Regions from separate parts of the Mus musculus genome. Here region 1 is linked to region 2. Evidence: chromatin loops called from intact Hi-C (ENCODE). Cell type or tissue: left cerebral cortex. All regions are shown on one strand.

Region 1 (8,000 bases), 69 kb before region 2:
ATATTGGGGGCGCCCTTCCAGTGACACCACTGACCCAGGCCTCTCAGGCCAGTTGCTTGGAAGAACTCTGGGCTCTTTGAGCGTCAGGTCCTGCCGTTCAGAATAGTGATGTGTGACTCGAGCCTGCCAAGCTAGGAAGCTCCACGTCCTCGAGAGGATCGGGTCCTGGGAAACGAGGTTCCCTGACACTTAGCCAGGCTGTGCCGCAAGGTACAGACCTTTGGGCACAGACCTGGGGCCCCTCCGTGTCGTGTGCCTCACGACAAACACGTGTTAGACGGCAGAACTTCTCCTTTCGAGCTTTTGAGCACAACTCCCAGAGCAAGCAGACACCCCGCTGTGGAGGCCCGGCGTCCAGCCGAGCTTGGCGGAGCCAGAGTGGGGGTGGAGAGGGGAAGGGGTGTGGGGGGGCGGGGTGAGTGGGAGGCCGTTCTGCGGCCCAGGATTGGCGGGTGTCGGCCCTCCGCCCCCCGGCGCCGGGCCAATCGCCGAAGCCTGTTGTGTGTGGCTGGGTTGGTTCTAGACCCGCCACCCTTCCCTGGGATCTGAGCTGGGATCCTGTCCGAGCGTGCTCTCCATCCTAGCACAGGCCGAGCCGTTTTCCCGCGTCCGAGTCTAGGTGAGCTCCGGCCGCACTGACTCCCACGCCGCGCACACAGCGAGATCCTCGCTGCGGTTCGGTAGCCCGCGGGCACTCCCCATCCCTGGGCACGGACTTGGCTTCCTCTGTACCTGGACGCGCAGCTCGTGAGCCCGGTGCCTGACGCGCAGCTCGCTAAGGTCCCCGTGCTCCCACCGGGGCGTCCTGACTTGTCCCTCCACCTCGATGCCACCTGCGTCCATTGCCCTCTTCCCGCTAGTATCGACCTCCCCGCAGCCCTATGCTGAGCACCCACGTGGCCTCAGGTCCCACGACTGCTAGTCTCTGAACGTGGAGCCGGGTTCTAGGGTGACGCGCTAGAGACAAAACTGGGTCATCGATTTCCCCAGTTTTGGATGGAGACCGCTGTTTCGCAAATTGTTCTTTGGGGCACTGGTGCCGGGGTGAGGGTAAATATTGAAGTAGTGTCGTGCGGGGTGGCGGAGTCGTGGGAGAGCGGGTTCTCCTCCTTGTGCGGGACCCAGTTGGGGCGGGGGAGGGCGCGAGACCTAGGGCTGTACACCTGCGGAGAGTTTCCCACGTCACTGCCACACACTGATCGAGTGGCCAGGCGGTCTGTGCGGGAGCGTCATAGTCCTAGGAAAACCCCACTGGAAGAGCGGCCTCTCCGTGTGAGTAGGGAGGGAAGCAGGATACCCTGGGCCACATTCGCCAAGTTTGGGTTCGGGTTGTTCTATGGCTTCCCGTTCCACGAGGACGCTTAAGTGATGGCACTGGGAGAACTGCGCCTGCCATGGGTTTTGGAGAGTTCTACAGCCCGGGTCGCCTAGCAAGAGGACTTTTTAGAGGGCTCTTTTGTTTGTTTGTTTGCTTGTTTGCTTGCTTGCTTGTTTTTCGAGACAGGGTTTCTCTGAATAGCCCTGGCACTCACTTTGTAGACCAGGCTGGCCTCGCCTCGAACTCAGAAATCCACCTGCCTCTGCCTCCGGAGTGCGAGTGCTGAGATTAAGGCGTGCGCCACCTCTCCCGGTTTAGAGAGGGCTCTTGAACCTAAGGAGAGAAGCACCTGTCTAGGCCACCGCCTGGGCGCATGCGTTTTGATGTTAGTTGCTCCTCCCCCACCAAGGGAATGAATAAGATGGGCCAGTGCCAGGTAGGCTCCTGACGTCATTTTAGAGTGCTAGATCACATCTAGAATACTTAGAACACCTAGTTGTTCATGTTAGGCAAACAGAAGTTTGGGGATATGGAGAGATGGCTCAGTGGTTAAGAGCCCTTGGAGTTCTTGCAGAAGCCACTAGTGGCTCACAATCATCTGTACCTACATTTCCAGGGGATCTGACTCTCTCTTCTAGCCTCCAAGAGCAGCAGGCACACACACGCGGTGCACATACATACATGCAAGCAAAACATCCCCATACATATTAGTAAATCTAAAAGATGTATTTATTTATTGGTTGGTTGGTTGTTTGAGACAGGATCTCTACATAGCCCTGGCTGTCCTGGAACTTACTAGGTAGACTAAGCTGGCCTTGAACTCATAAAGAGTCACCTGCCTCTGCCTCCTAGGCTGGGATTAAAGGTATGCACAATGACACCCAGCTTTAAAATAAAATTTTTTTCAAGCTGTGATGCCTCATTCTTCATGGAATAACAAGAAAATGTGTACATGTTGTGTGCACACACATTTTTTTCTTGGCACTGGGCCTGGCACTTGACAACTGCCATATCTCCTCCCACCAAGCTACACATCCAACCGCTAAATAACTTTAATCTGCAATTTAGTCTGATGTGCAAAAATGGCCAACATGGAGGGGGTGCCTTTCCACTTTGTCCACAGAATTGTGCAACTTCTGTTGTCTATACAAGGCTTTGGCTTGTGTTAAATGTCACTTCGACACAGGTTAGAATCATCCGAGAAGGGGTCTCAACAGACAGACTGCCTAGATCTCATTGGCCCGGGGGCCATGTCTGTAGAAAATTGACTTGCTCATTAATTGATGCGGAAGTAGCCAGTCCTGTGGGCTGCACTCTTCTCTAGGCAGGGAGTCCTGAACAGTGTAAGCTCGGGGAAGGCTAGACAGAGGAGGCAGCATGGGTTCCTTTCTTTCTCTTGGTGTTAACTGTGGAAACAATGTGACCAGCTGCCTTCCTGAGCTACAGTTCCTTCCCTCACTTCCTGGAACTGTAATTGAAATAAATCCTTTCTCCCCGCAGTTGCTTTTGGTCAGTATGTTTGTTGTTGTTGTTATTGTTGTTTTAATCACAACTACAGAATGAAAAATAGGACCAGACTCATATTTTTTAAAGATTTATTTATTTATTTATTTATTTATTTATTTATTTATTTATTATATGTAAGTACACTGTAGCTGTCTTCAGACACTCCAGAAGAGGAGTCAGATCTCGTTAAGGATAGTTGTGAGCCACCATGTGGTTGCTGGGATTTCAACTCAGGACCTTCGGAAGAGCAGTTGGTGTTCTTACCTGCTGAGCCATCTCACCAGCCCCCAGACTCATGTTTTTTCATCATCTCCAAAGTCCCTGTGCATTCAACAATTACTGTCTCTGTTGGCATTTTATCTAGGCTCCACCCCACCTTACCTGACAACAGCCAGGTGTGCCTGACTCACTATAAAAGGAGCTGCTGGGGCCCCTCCTTTCTCTTGCTCTTCTCTTCCCTCTCTACCCCCTCCTTCCCCTTCCCCCCCCCCATGTGCTCATGGCTGGCCTCTACTCCTCTACTTTCTCCCCTCCCTTCTTTGTCTTTACTACCCCCTCAAGTCCCCTCCCTATACCCTAAATAAACTCTATTCTATACTATACCATCATGTGGCTGGTCCCTCAGGGGGAAGGGATGCCTCAGCATGGGCTCGCAGAGGCACCCTCTTCCCCCACATCATACCGTGCCTCTACCAAACATATCTCTGGCTTCTTTTTTGATAAAACACAACCATCTCTCCTGCCTTTCTTCAGTGTCCTCTCACTGTATTCCTATTGGCTTACCTGTTCTGGGTCCCTCACGGATGTGAAAACATAGGACAGTTGATTATTCTGTGCACTTTGTATAAATGACATCTCAGGTATGATTGGCTCCTTTCATTGAACACTCTGTCCATCCCTTAAAAAAAAGGTTGATTTATCTGTGTGTATGTCTGAGTACAGATCTCCAGTGCTCATGATTGTAAAGCGAGCACTTTCGATTGCTGAGCCATCTCTACAGCCCCCATCTGTTTCTCTCTTTTTTTTTTTTTTTTGAGTTATGAAAATACATGGTTTTTTTTTTTAATTAGGTATTTTCCTCGTTTACATTTTCAATGCTATCCCAAAGGTCCCCCATACCCACCCCCCCCAATCCCTTACCCACCCACTCCCCCTTTTTGGCCCTGGCGTTCCCCTGTACTGGGGCATATAAAGTTTGCAAGTCCAATGGGCCTCTATTTGCAGTGATGGCCGACTAGGCCATCTTTTGATACATATGCAGCTAAAGACAAGAGCTCTCGGGTACTGGTTAGTTCATATTGTTGTTCCACCTATAGGGTTGCAGTTCCCTTTAGCTCCTTGGGTAATTTCTCTAGCTCCTCCATTGGGGGCCGTGTGATCCATCCAATAGCTGACTGTGATCATCCACTTCTGTGTTTTCTAGGCCCTGGCATAGTCTCACAAGAGAGAGCTATATCTGGGTCCTTTCAGCAAAATCTTGCTAGTCCATCTGTTTCTCTTTGTGGCTGGATAGTATTCTGTCGCATGGACGGGACACATTTTTGTACCTCCATTCATCAGTGACTTAGGATAATAGTCACCTTTTGGCTGAGACAGCCATGAGAATGGGCATTGTAAACATCCATTTTTGTGTGTTTTGGATCTCTGCCTTGGGATTCAATTGCTGCGTCAGATGGTAGTTTATGTTTAACCTTCTGAAAGGAACCCAAACCATTTCCCACAGCAGCTGGAACCTGCTCCTTTTCTCCCATCCTTGCTGAGTTTGTTTGAGTGGAGCCAACACTCCCAGAGGGGACTCAAGAGCCAACGACTTAACACGACAGGTCTTCGCTCCCTCTGAAAATCCCAGCATGCCTTCAGGGACATCCCAGTGTGAAGATGGCTCTGCTGGGGGCTTCCAGCACTTGGACATGCACTCAGAAAAGAGACAACTGGAGAAGGGCCCCTCAGGGGACAAGGATCGAGTCTGGATCCGGCCTGATACCCCAAGCAGATGTACCTGGCAGCTGGGCAGGGCCATGGCGGACTCCCCACATTATCACACAGTGCTGTAAGTCTCTGTCTATGATCCCAAGATGGTGGGTTTATTTCCTTGGGTGGGGGAGGGGTGTGGAGGCCATACCTATAATTACTGTGGGGGCGGGGCAGGGGTAGCAACTGTGAAGGCAAAGCTAAGAAAGGTGATTCTTTGGTACTGCAGCTTACATATACTGGTGTTTGGCTCTGGTGGGCTTCTTTTATGGTTGGGCAAAGACTGTCCTTAGCACTGATAGATAATAGGAACCATCCCCCCTTTTTTTGGGGGGGGGGTGTGTTGAGACAGGGTTTCTCTGCGTAGCCCTGGCTGTCCTGGAACTCACTGTGTAGACCAGGCTGGTCTTGAACTCAGAAATCCATCTGCCTCTGCCTCCCAAGTGCTGAGATTTAAGGCATGCACCACCACGCTATAGAAGCCATTCCATGTACATTCAGTCGGTAGTTGGCTTAGGAACATGCACAGTGTCCCACCCTGTTCTAAAGCACCCAGGTTGGAGCCCTGCACGTTCCCACCCTGTTGTAAAAAGCTTTTAGGATTGTCTTCATTGCCTTAGTCTAATGTCTTCAAGATCAAACAAGTAGGTGAAAGCATTTGTGTTTTACATCCTTGAAGTCCGGTTCCCTGTGCGTGGCCACTAGCATTTACTGTTATTGGTTCAGAGAAGTCTGGAGACAGGTGGGAGCACTCAGATGAATTCTTGCCAGGACGACACAGCAGGGGGTAAGAGCCCTGTGGCTCCACCCCACCCCCACCACACCCCCCAAGGGCTCCCAAGAGCCTGGGAACTGCTTGTTCAAAGATGTGTGCATGCTACACACATCAGCCTTAAGGGCAGGTTTGTCCTCAGCTGATCAGCCCTGCTTTGGTAGAAGTCATTGGAAGCACAGAGAGGGACCCCTAGGGAAGGCTCCTGCACTCCATGGGGAGGCGCTGGCTCAGGGCACTGGTATGGGGGCAGATATGGACACAAGGAAAGATGGGACGGGTTGATGAGGGCAAGACAAACCAGCCACTTCCAGAGGCTCTTGATGTGGTTGGTGGCTGTAGAGTGAGGAACAGGTAGGCTTCAGGCAGCTCTGTCGAGGAAATGGGGTTTCTGAGGTCCCGTAGAGCTGCCCTTCTGTGCTGGCAAAGTACGGGCAGTTGATTAGAACCATCACCTGAACAAACACCTGATAACTTTCAGAGTGAGCACACCTGACCCTGTATCCTAAAGCTGTCCCTGCCTGGCCTCCCTGGGGTTCAGGTCAAGCGATCTTGGCCTTGGCTCAGCCTATCCTCACTTTCCTGAGTCCAACCAAGGACAGCAGGGAAGGGAATTCGTCCAGCTCTTCCCCAGGATGTGACTCTGCCTCTCTGGAAGACCTGGTTGAGTCCAACTTGTTGCTGCCTGTTGGTGGTGGTGGTGGTGGTGGGGGGGGGGGGGCTCAGACAGCTTCTCCTTCCACCCTGGCACTTCAGGTTCTTAACTCCTCCCCTGACCGGGGGCCAAAGGTGACCGAGGCTTCTATTTCATCAGTTTGGCTCCAGTGTGAGAAGCCTAGGGCAGGGAAGGCAGGAAGCCAGGGACCAGCATCCTGGCAAAACCTTGAAGTCTTGCTGTGGGGCGCAGATCCCTAAGCAGGGTTGATGAGTTCAACCCAGGATGGGAGTGTGTGGGTGTGCAGCCACTCTGGAGCCTGCGGATAGAGAGCCATGGAGAGACTGCTCTGGAAACCGTACTGGTGACACTGTGCTATCATTGAAATGCTGCAGAGCAGCCCTGCAGCCACAAGCTTGACCTGTCACAGGCTTGTAGCCCTGGGCCTTTTGTTTCTTGGCATCACTTCTGCCTTGCTGGCCCAATAATGCCAGGCTTCTGGGGACTCTGGGAGCATGATACCCGAGGACCTACCCCTGCGAGGGAGGCACTTCAGTTATTCAGAGACCTGAATGGAAAGCAATTGGGGTATTCTGGAGTCTGAGGGATCAGAGGGTTAAATTTTCCAAGCAAGATAGGCTGGGTCTATTGTCTCCAAGTCAGGGTTTGTTTGTTATTGAGGTGAGATCTTGTTTTAGACCCTAGATTGGCCTGGGTCATGAACTTAGAGCAATCCTCCTGCCTCAGCCTCCCCAAGTACTAGGATTACAGGCATATGGTACCATGCCTGGCTGTTTGTAGTTTGAGACAGTGGCTTGCTGTTGTGGGAAATAGCATCCTGAAGACTGGCAGCATGAGCAATCAAAGAATTTACCAGGGATCAAAAGAGAAGAAGACAGAATTTACTAAGATGTGTTATCTGTAGCAGGTGAATTCCCAGAGAGAGACCGTGAGGCTGAGAGGGAGCAAGATCTGGGTAGGGATGTTCCAGGCAGGGACTCAATGTATCCCCGGGCTAGCTTCAAACTTACTATGTAGCAAGAATGACCTGGAAACCAGATTCTCCAGTCTCTGTGTCCTAAGGGCTGGAATTACAGTGTACCATTTTGCCTGCCGAGAGTTCCCCTGTAAATTAGGGAGAAGTTACATCATGCCTTGGTTAGGGTTTTACTACTGTGAACAGACACCATGACCAAGGCAACTTTATGTTTGTTTGTTTGTTTGTTTTGTTTTTGTATTTCAAGACAGGGTTTCTCTGTATAGCTCTCTCTGTAGACCAGGCTGGCCTCGAATTCAGAAATCCACCTGCCTCTGCCTCCCAAGTGCTAGGATTAAAGGTGTGCGCCACCACTGCCCGGCATCCAAGGCAACTCTTATAAGGACAACATTTAACTGGGGTTGGCTTACAGGTTCAGAGGTTTAGATCATTATCATCAAGGCAGGGACTTGGTAGCATCCAGGCAGGCTTGGTACAGGAGGACTTAAGAGTTCTACATCTTCTGAAGGCTGCTAGGAAAAGACTGACTTACAGGCAGCTGGGATGAGGGTCTTAAAGCCCATGCCCAACCGGGCCACACCTCCTAAGAGTGCCACTCCCTGGGCCGAGCATTTATAAACTCAGGGGCCCTCTATGCTGGTTCTGCATTTGCATATGTAGACAGAATGCCACTATCTCCTTAAGTAATTTTATAGCACGTCTTTCTTTCTTTTTTTAAAATGCCTTTTGCGACTTTTGTGTCTATTATTATTATTATTATTATTATATGTAAGTACACTGT
Region 2 (8,000 bases):
CCACAGTGCAGTGCAGGAAGAGGCCCCAGCAGGCCCTTCTTCCAGCAGGTGCTGCCTTTCCATACCAGATTCCCTGTCAACCCAGGAGTACATGTTGAGTGGATGAGAAGAAAGCCAGTTTTCAGATGGAAAACACAAAGTCAAAAGTTAGTGCTCAAAGGCCCCGATATATCAGGCATAACCATAAGATATTAAAAAAAAAAACTGTGACACTTAACATTTTTTTAAATTAATCTCTTTATTGTATGTGTGTACAACACCACAGCTAGTGTGGGGTTAAGGGAAGCTGCAAGGAGTCACTTCTCTTCTTACACCATGTGGGGTCTGGGGCTGAACTCAGGTTGTCAGGCTTGGTGACAAACAACTTTCTTTACCTGCTGAGCCATCTCTCTGGCCCAACTTTAAAATTTTAAAGTAAGAAACATTTATGTTAACATGCATAAAATTATATGATATTGCCAGATACAGAAGTACTTTTAACAACTTATACATAAAGTATATGCACATAAACTAGATTCAGAAGTGGGCAAAGAATTTAAAAGATATTTCTCCAAAGAAAACACACAAATGTCAAATCCATGAAAAGATGTTCACCATCACTAAGCACTAGAAAATGCAATTTATACAGTAAATTGTTATCTCACATACAAGGACAATTTAAAAACCAACCACACAGAAAACTGATGCTGTAAGTGGAGCTCAGGGATAGAGTGCTTGTCTGTTTACAAAGCTCTGGTCTCTTGCCACAAAACAACCAAACACTCAAATCCCAGGATGTGGAGAATCTGGAAACCCTGAGTAGAGCAGTGCTATTGTGGAAAAACAGGACAATGGTTCTTTAACCAACATGGTGTGGACATCTACTCCTGAGACTGTGTCAAACGCCCGGAAAGCAGAGCCCAAATACTCGCACACTCATTCATGTTCATGACCACATTACCCATGATAGCCAAAAGGCAGGCAGAACCAAAATTCCAGCAATGGTAGATGAACAAAATGGAGGGCATACACAGGATGGAACTTTATTAGGCTTAAAAATATGGAAATGCAGACCCAAGGTAAAATATGAATGCAACTTAGCTAAATGAAATGAGTCAATCACACAAAAGTAATTATTCCACTTATATGGGATACCTAAAATTGACCCCTTCAGACATACAGGAAGTAAACTGTGGTTGCTGGCAAGAAAATGAAGGGGCGTTTGATGTTTAAAAAGACAGCTCCCAGCTGTCCGTGCGGATGGTGATGTGTAGGAAGAACGAGCACAGAAGTCTCATGTCCATGGCTAACAAAAGGGAAGGCGGCAAAAGTGAGGACTGAGAGAACATGAGGTAGAGACAACATGGTGACTACAAAGGGAGCCCACTGGACACCTGTCGTCTTATCCCAGTGAGCACACACACAGAGTCACCAGAGAAGGCTTACCTCTATCAGAAGGTGGGCCTTCAGGTGACAGGATTGCCCTGAACAGAAATTATGTTATATACACAGAGCACTGACAACCCATGCTAACCAGTTTACCCTCAGACGGGAAGAAGGGCCTTGTGACTTTACCCATCAGGATGGCCACGCTCTATCACTCCAGAGAAAGGCCCAAGATGATAAAATCATCTGGAGCAGGGATATTTGGAATGACAGGGCTTTGTAAAGCAAGAGTTCCGTCAGTGAACTGCATCCCCTACCTCATGGTTTTCAAGATTCTGTAAATGTTCCCCCCCCCCGCCACCTCCCTGAAAATCCTTGGAGTAAGAAGCTACGCCATCCGCTTCCCATGATGCTGTTCCAAGAACCACAGAACATCAGAGACACAATTCCCAACCACAGGCCACACTGCCTGCCTTCTGGGGGGAACTTCCTAAACAATAGCTCAACAGCAGGGGCTGTAGCAGTTGAGGTACCTGGCATACCCTCAGTAATGTAACACGAAGCAGCCTTTGTGGCCAGGCCTTTGTCTGCTTTGCACCAAATGACTGTCCAGTCCACTTTGTTCATCCTACCAATCCTACCACATACAACATACTTTCACTCTAGACAAGATGGAAACTTTCACTCTAGACAAGAACTCCCTGTGTTTCAGCACAGCTAACTGTAAGACAGCCTAACCCACCAAAGGCTGTGGCTAACTTCTCTTACCCTCAACCACTGTTAGACCACACCACATCAGGACATCAAGCTCTCCTGACTGTTGTACTTCTTGAATTCCTTGTCACCTCTGCCAACAAAAAATTTGCCAGGTCATGAAGAGGGCCCTGAACATCCATTCATCCATATTCCTACCAAAGACAGCTGAATGTACATGGGTTTCTAAAAAGGACAGAAACTGACAAAAACAAAAAGGAAGCATCTTCAGCGAGGAAGGCAATCAGATCAGATGAGCAAAACCAGTGTGAGGCATGTCCACAAAGCATTTAAGTTGTCACAGAAACCTCACCACACTCCCAAAGGACTTGGAAAGCTCTGCTCAGCCCGGCTGCACAGGGAGCTAATCCGGGGCTCCGATGAGACACTTTGGCCCAATACTTTTTTTAAGACAGGGTTCTCTATGTAGCCATGACTATCTTGATTGAACTCTATAGCCCAGACTAAAGAGGTCCACCTGCCTCTGCCTCCTGAGTGCTGGAATTAGGAGCGTGCCACCACCACCTCGCTAGATCAGATATTTTTGAGAGCTATTCCAACATGACTGGTACTCTTTTTGACCCTGGGAAAGTTTCAGCTCCTGGATCCACACTTCGAACTTTGGCAAATCTCTTTTCCTCTCAACAGTTCTGGTTTTAACTGTGCAGGGCCAAAGTGAAGCTTGTAACTGAATGTTACTACTCCTACAGTGACTTTGTTTCCACAATTCACAATCAGGACCTCCTAAAGTTAGGATACAAGGCCACAGAAACGTTACCAAATGTAAACTGCCGCCCCCTGAATCACAGAGCTGGTTGGGGGCGGGGGGGGGGGGGGGAACCGAGCTATCTTCCCAGCCATCCTTGTTCTATCCTAAAGCACAGGGGTCTCTCTTAAGGAGCATCAACTCCTGGTGCCCTGGTGGCCAAAGTTCTCCAGGAAGAACCTTAAGCTTCAACGGTACCTCACACAATGGTGGATCTAAGACTCAGCGCGCTATTGCCAACGGGATGGCCCGCACAGGCTGGGAGGGTTTAGGGACTCTTGCCTGCCTCACCTGGACACCGAATGAGCAACAAAAAGCGTGCTAGCAACGCGTTCCCGCCTCAGTCAAATCCTTCCCTGGAGTGTTTAGGGAAAGCTCATTTTTCTAGTGCTATGACAGGAGGCCTGCTTAGAGGCGTGTTCTTCCATCCTTTAGTGGAAATCACCCACATCTTTAAAAAAAATAAAATAAAACAAAAACAAGTCACTTCTGGAAGAGGCTTCCCTGTCGAGCCGACACCCACGTCTCAACTATCCAGAATCCCTGATGTGTGCTCAATCTTGGCCCCCGTGGCCCGCGCGCTCCCGGCTGGCGCGGTGGGACCGACCGCGCAGGCTACGGCCTCCGGAGCCTGGAGCCGCGACGTCGCCGGGCTCGGTGCTCCTAGCCGCACCGCTTCCCTTCTCAGATACACACGGAGCAGGCACAGCGGACCAAGCGCTCCTCGAGAAGCTCTCCCCGACGGGCCGTGGACACGCGCGACACGCTGTCACCATCCGCGGACTCCCCCGGGAAGCCCCACACCGGCTCCGGCCGCCCCTCTGGGCTGCCGACCCCGCCGCCATCTTCCTGCCGCGCCGCCCCCGGGCCTCGGCCCTCGGCCCTCAGCCCGCCGCCGCGCGCCCCCGCCGGCCCGCGCGCCCCCGCAGCCGCGAGCTGCACTCCGTGAGCGACGGTTAGGCGCGCGCTTCGAGCGGGCCCAGCGCGGAGGCCCTGCCGCCTTCGAGAAATTTCCGCGCCCCTGAACCCACACAGGAAAACAAGCCGGGCGCGCCCCCGCGCCGCGGCCTCAGCGCCCCCTCCCCCCATCGGCGCACCCCTCCCCCCGCCCCCGCCCCCGCCCCGGGCGCGGGTCAAGTGCGGCCCGGGGCACCGCCCGCCCGACCGCCCGCCTGGCCCGCGGCGGAAGAGGCAGCGGCGGAGGCGGCGGCAGCGGCGGCCTCGGCCGGTGTGATTGATAGGGACGGCGGCAGCGAGAGCGGCGGCGGCGGCGGCGGCGGAGCGGTTGAGTGACAGCTTACCTGGGTGCCAATCTTCATCACACTGACAAGCGGCTGCAGCAATCGGGACCCGCAGTGCCGCGCCCGCGTCCAACCGTCACGCCGACGCCGGGCCACGCGACACAGCCTCGCTCAATGGGAGGAGGGCGACGCCGATGCGCGCCGCATCAATATTCACCGCGGGGGCGGGGCCTGCCGACCCCGGGCCCCGCCCCCGCCCAGCGCGACGGCGGGCGGGGGGCGGGGCGGGTGGGGCGGGGGCGAGGCAGGGGGCGGGGGAGGGCCCAAGCGGGGCGGGGCAGAGGCCGGTCCCGCCCCGCTGCGCGCACTCAGCCAGGCCCCACCCAGCGGCCCAGCCCGGGCGCCAGTAGCAGCCTGCCCCGCCCCAGAGGCAGAGCTTATGTTTCATGACCACGCCGTGGGGCGTGGCCCAGAGAGCTATAGACCACGCCTCCTCTGCGCACTCGTCTGCTCCCTCCCTTCGGATAAAGGTTTGTGGAACTGGGTGGAACCATCTGCAGCTCAGGCGGGGAGTACGGGCTGTACCATCAGAGGACCTTCGCGATTCTGGGCCTCCCGGCTCTAGCCCTTCGTTCTGAGCGGCGCCTCGCAATCAAGGTTCTGGAGCTGGGGTAGGCGCGAGGAGGTAGGCGTTCATCTTTAAAGACCGAAGGACTGAGCGCTTGAGATGTTTGCCCTGGGATCTAACCATGGATGCAGTCTCCTGACTGACCGTGAAGTGACTGCGGTCTGACATCTGGTCCGTTAGGACTCCAGGCCAAAAAAAAAAAAAAAAAAAAAAAAAAAAAAAAGAAAGAAAAAGAAAGAAAGAGACCTTTCCTTAGGAGGACTGGACAGTGTTGTCTCTAGTTGAAGCTCTGCCTAACCAGATCATCTGCAGCAGCGTACCCCGGGCCCCGTGGCTTCACTGATCGAAGTAAAAGACAGAGCGAAAGAGGCCCTCAATTTGCCTGGCTTGTCTAGGCAACAGTTTTATGCAGTGGCCGCCTGAGTGTGTGATCGGTGCTTCTCATCCGTACACAGATTAAAGCGGTTCTGATGACCCCACACTCCTCAGGAGGAGCCTTGTACCCCAGGACTGTTGGCTGGAAGGGGCCTGAGGAAGCCGCAGCATGTGTTTGGTAGGACACCCTCCTGTGTCCTCAAGGCTCCACAGACACCCCAAGGCATCACTCTCTTTGTAGCTACAGTTCGGTTCACCACAGAACCCACGTGGAAGGAGAAAACCAACTACCAACACATGTGTGGTATGCACACACATTTGTCCACATACAATAGCAACAACAATATTAAAATTTGAAAAACTGGGTTTGGGAGCTGAAGATATGGCTCAGCTGATAAGAGTGCTTACCTAGCATACACAAAACCCTAGGTGGGATCCCCAACACACATTAAACCTTACCAGGTTTAATATGGTGACATATGCCTGTTATCTCAGCACTTGGGTAGTCGAAGCACAAAGATCAGAAGGTCAAATTCATTCTTATCTACCTTTTGAGGTCCTAGCCAATATGGAATACATAGGGACCTTGCCTCAAAGAACAAAGTTATTAAGCATTGCAGGGATTAGCCGGGCGTGGTGGCGCACGCCTTTAATCCCAGCACTCGGGAGGCAGAGGCAGGCAGATTTCTGAGTTCGAGGTCAGCCTGGTCTACAAAGTGATCTCCAGGACAGCCAGGGCTATACAGAGAAACCCTGTCTCGAAAAAACAAAAAACAAAACAAAACAAAAAAAAAAAATTGCAGGGATTAACCAAAGAGAGTATCCTGTTTTGCTTTCCATTGCTGTGTTAAAACCCCGACCAAAACAACCTGGGAAAGGCTTATTTGGTTTTTATTTCCACATCATGGCCTGTCACCAAGGGATGTTAAGGCAGGAACTGAAGCTGGGCTGTTACTCCTCTCCATGGTTTGATCATCGTAATTTCTATACAACTGTGGATCACCTGCCCAGGGTTGTCAACACCCACAATGGTTGGGTCATTAGATCACCATACCATAGGTCCCAGGAATCCTTTGCTTCCTGTGTGAGACCACACAGGACCTCCTCCTCCTAGGGCTGAGATCCAGATGGCTTCTAAGGAAAGAATATTATACATTTAACGCTATTTACCATTCGTTCTGTGTCTTTTTTTAAAGATATTATTTATTTGTCTTATATATAAGACAAGTACACTGTAGCTGTCTTCAGACACAACAGAAGAGGGCATCTGATCCCATTACAGATGGTTGTGAGCCACCATGTGGTTGCTGGGAATTGAACCAGGACCTCTGGAAGAACAGTCAGTGCTCTTAACTGCTGAGCCATTTCTCCAGCCCCCCATTCTGTGTCTTTACAATGCCCTTTAAAGCTTCACTTTTAGGGGTGGGAGAAGTGTCTCTGGGGTTAAAAGCATTATTATTCTTCCAGAGGACCGGAATTTGGTTTCCACCACCAATGTCAGGTAACAAACCACCTGTCACACCAGCTCCAAGGGATCCTACATCACTCTCTGTCATCTGTGGGTCCATACACACAGAAACACATGTACACATACACATAAATAAAAATAAATTATTTTGGATGGCTGGAGAGCTGGCTCAGCACTTTAGAGCACTGACTGCTCGCCCAAAGGTCCTGAGTTCAAATCCCAGCCACCACATGGTGGCTCACAGCCATCTGTAATGGGATCCAATGTACTTGTCTAGTGTGTGTCTGAAAGACAGCTACAGTGTACTCATATAAATACAATAAACAAATCCTTAAGACAATAAATAATTTTAAAAGCTCCTTCACCACTTTCCTAAGGGCCATGTTTCAGAGCATGAGTGAGAAGCCACACACACAGCAACCGTATGCAGAAATTCAAGAGTAGAACTCGCTGAGCAGTGGTGGCACACGATTTTAATCCCAGCATTTGAGAGGCAGAGGCAGGCAGATTTCTGAGTTCGAGGCCAGCCTGGTCTACAAAGTGAGTGCCAGGACAGCCAGGGCTACACAGAAAAACCCTGTCTAAAAAAACCAAAAAAAGAAAAAAGTAGAATCTGTTCCCATTTTTAAAAGGAATGATCTTGGAACTTGCAACCTGCTTTTCCCACTCTTTAGGAAGCACCTGGACATGACCTCACTTTGGAACCTAAAACTTTATCAGATTTTATTTACCCTGATTTTATCCCAACTGTCATTGACAGCAAAGAGGATTTTAGTCCTCTTGAGTATAGGTGCTTGTGGTGGACACATGTCCGCAGGTATAACAGAGGGAGGGAGGGACCAGTTAGTCACCCACACTGTGTGTAGATCAGCCACACTGGACAGTAAGAAAGATAATTGACTGGGATGGAGGCCAGACAGGTGGTAGTGTGTTCCATGCAAAACCCACAGAAGGGTAGAGTGACAAAGGCGGCAACTTGAAGGACTGAGCTTCCGCTCTGGTTTGCAGGGGACCTCACAGAAAAAGAAAGACATGGTAGCCCCTGACCACTAGGACTTCAGTGTGCATATCAGCCCAGTAAGTATCAGATGGACACAGGCCATTCCATGTCGGGTAGAGGAGGACCTTGGGTATCCTTAAGGGATCTGGGGGTCTGGAAGGAGGGTGATGATGAATGTGTGGGGTACTCAGCTACTCAAGAGGCTGAGTCTGGCCGGACGTGGTGGCGCACACCTTTAATCCCAGCACTCAGGAGGCAGAGGCAGGCAGATTTCTGAGTTCGAGGCCAGCCTGGACTATACAGAGAAACCCTGTCTTGAAAAAATAAAAGAGGCTGAGTCTGTGAGTCTGGAGGATTGGGAGTTCAGAGCCAGCCGGAGTGATTTTAGCAAGACACATCTACCT

Evidence for each region. Hi-C counts contacts between places; a loop is a spot of excess contacts. Peaks named below come from ENCODE experiments on the same cell type or tissue, not always from the same donor. Only the 100,000 strongest peaks of a DNase experiment are listed, where the experiment ranks them.
Region 1: it touches region 2 in a loop (2.2-fold over the local background); 3 of 42 quality-filtered maps call a loop at or near these places.

Annotation. Positions count from the first base shown.
Region 1 is chr17:31,629,702-31,637,701 of GRCm38, reverse strand. It overlaps Cbs (cystathionine beta-synthase), which reads left to right and starts at 497. Exons shown (of 17, transcript NM_144855.3): 1 at 497-619; 2 at 4,548-4,874. The coding sequence starts at 4,675. In left cerebral cortex, no CTCF peak of the experiment used is centred here; DNase peaks (open chromatin) are centred at 425 and 4,399; H3K4me3 peaks cover 1,528 bases; H3K27ac peaks cover 1,022 bases.
Region 2 is chr17:31,561,074-31,569,073 of GRCm38, reverse strand. Pknox1 (Pbx/knotted 1 homeobox) reads right to left here and starts at 4,301. Exons shown (of 11, transcript NM_016670.3): 1 at 4,186-4,301. In left cerebral cortex, a CTCF peak has its summit at 3,087; DNase peaks (open chromatin) are centred at 3,794, 4,283, 4,602, 5,120 and 3 more places; H3K4me3 peaks cover 3,505 bases; H3K27ac peaks cover 2,464 bases.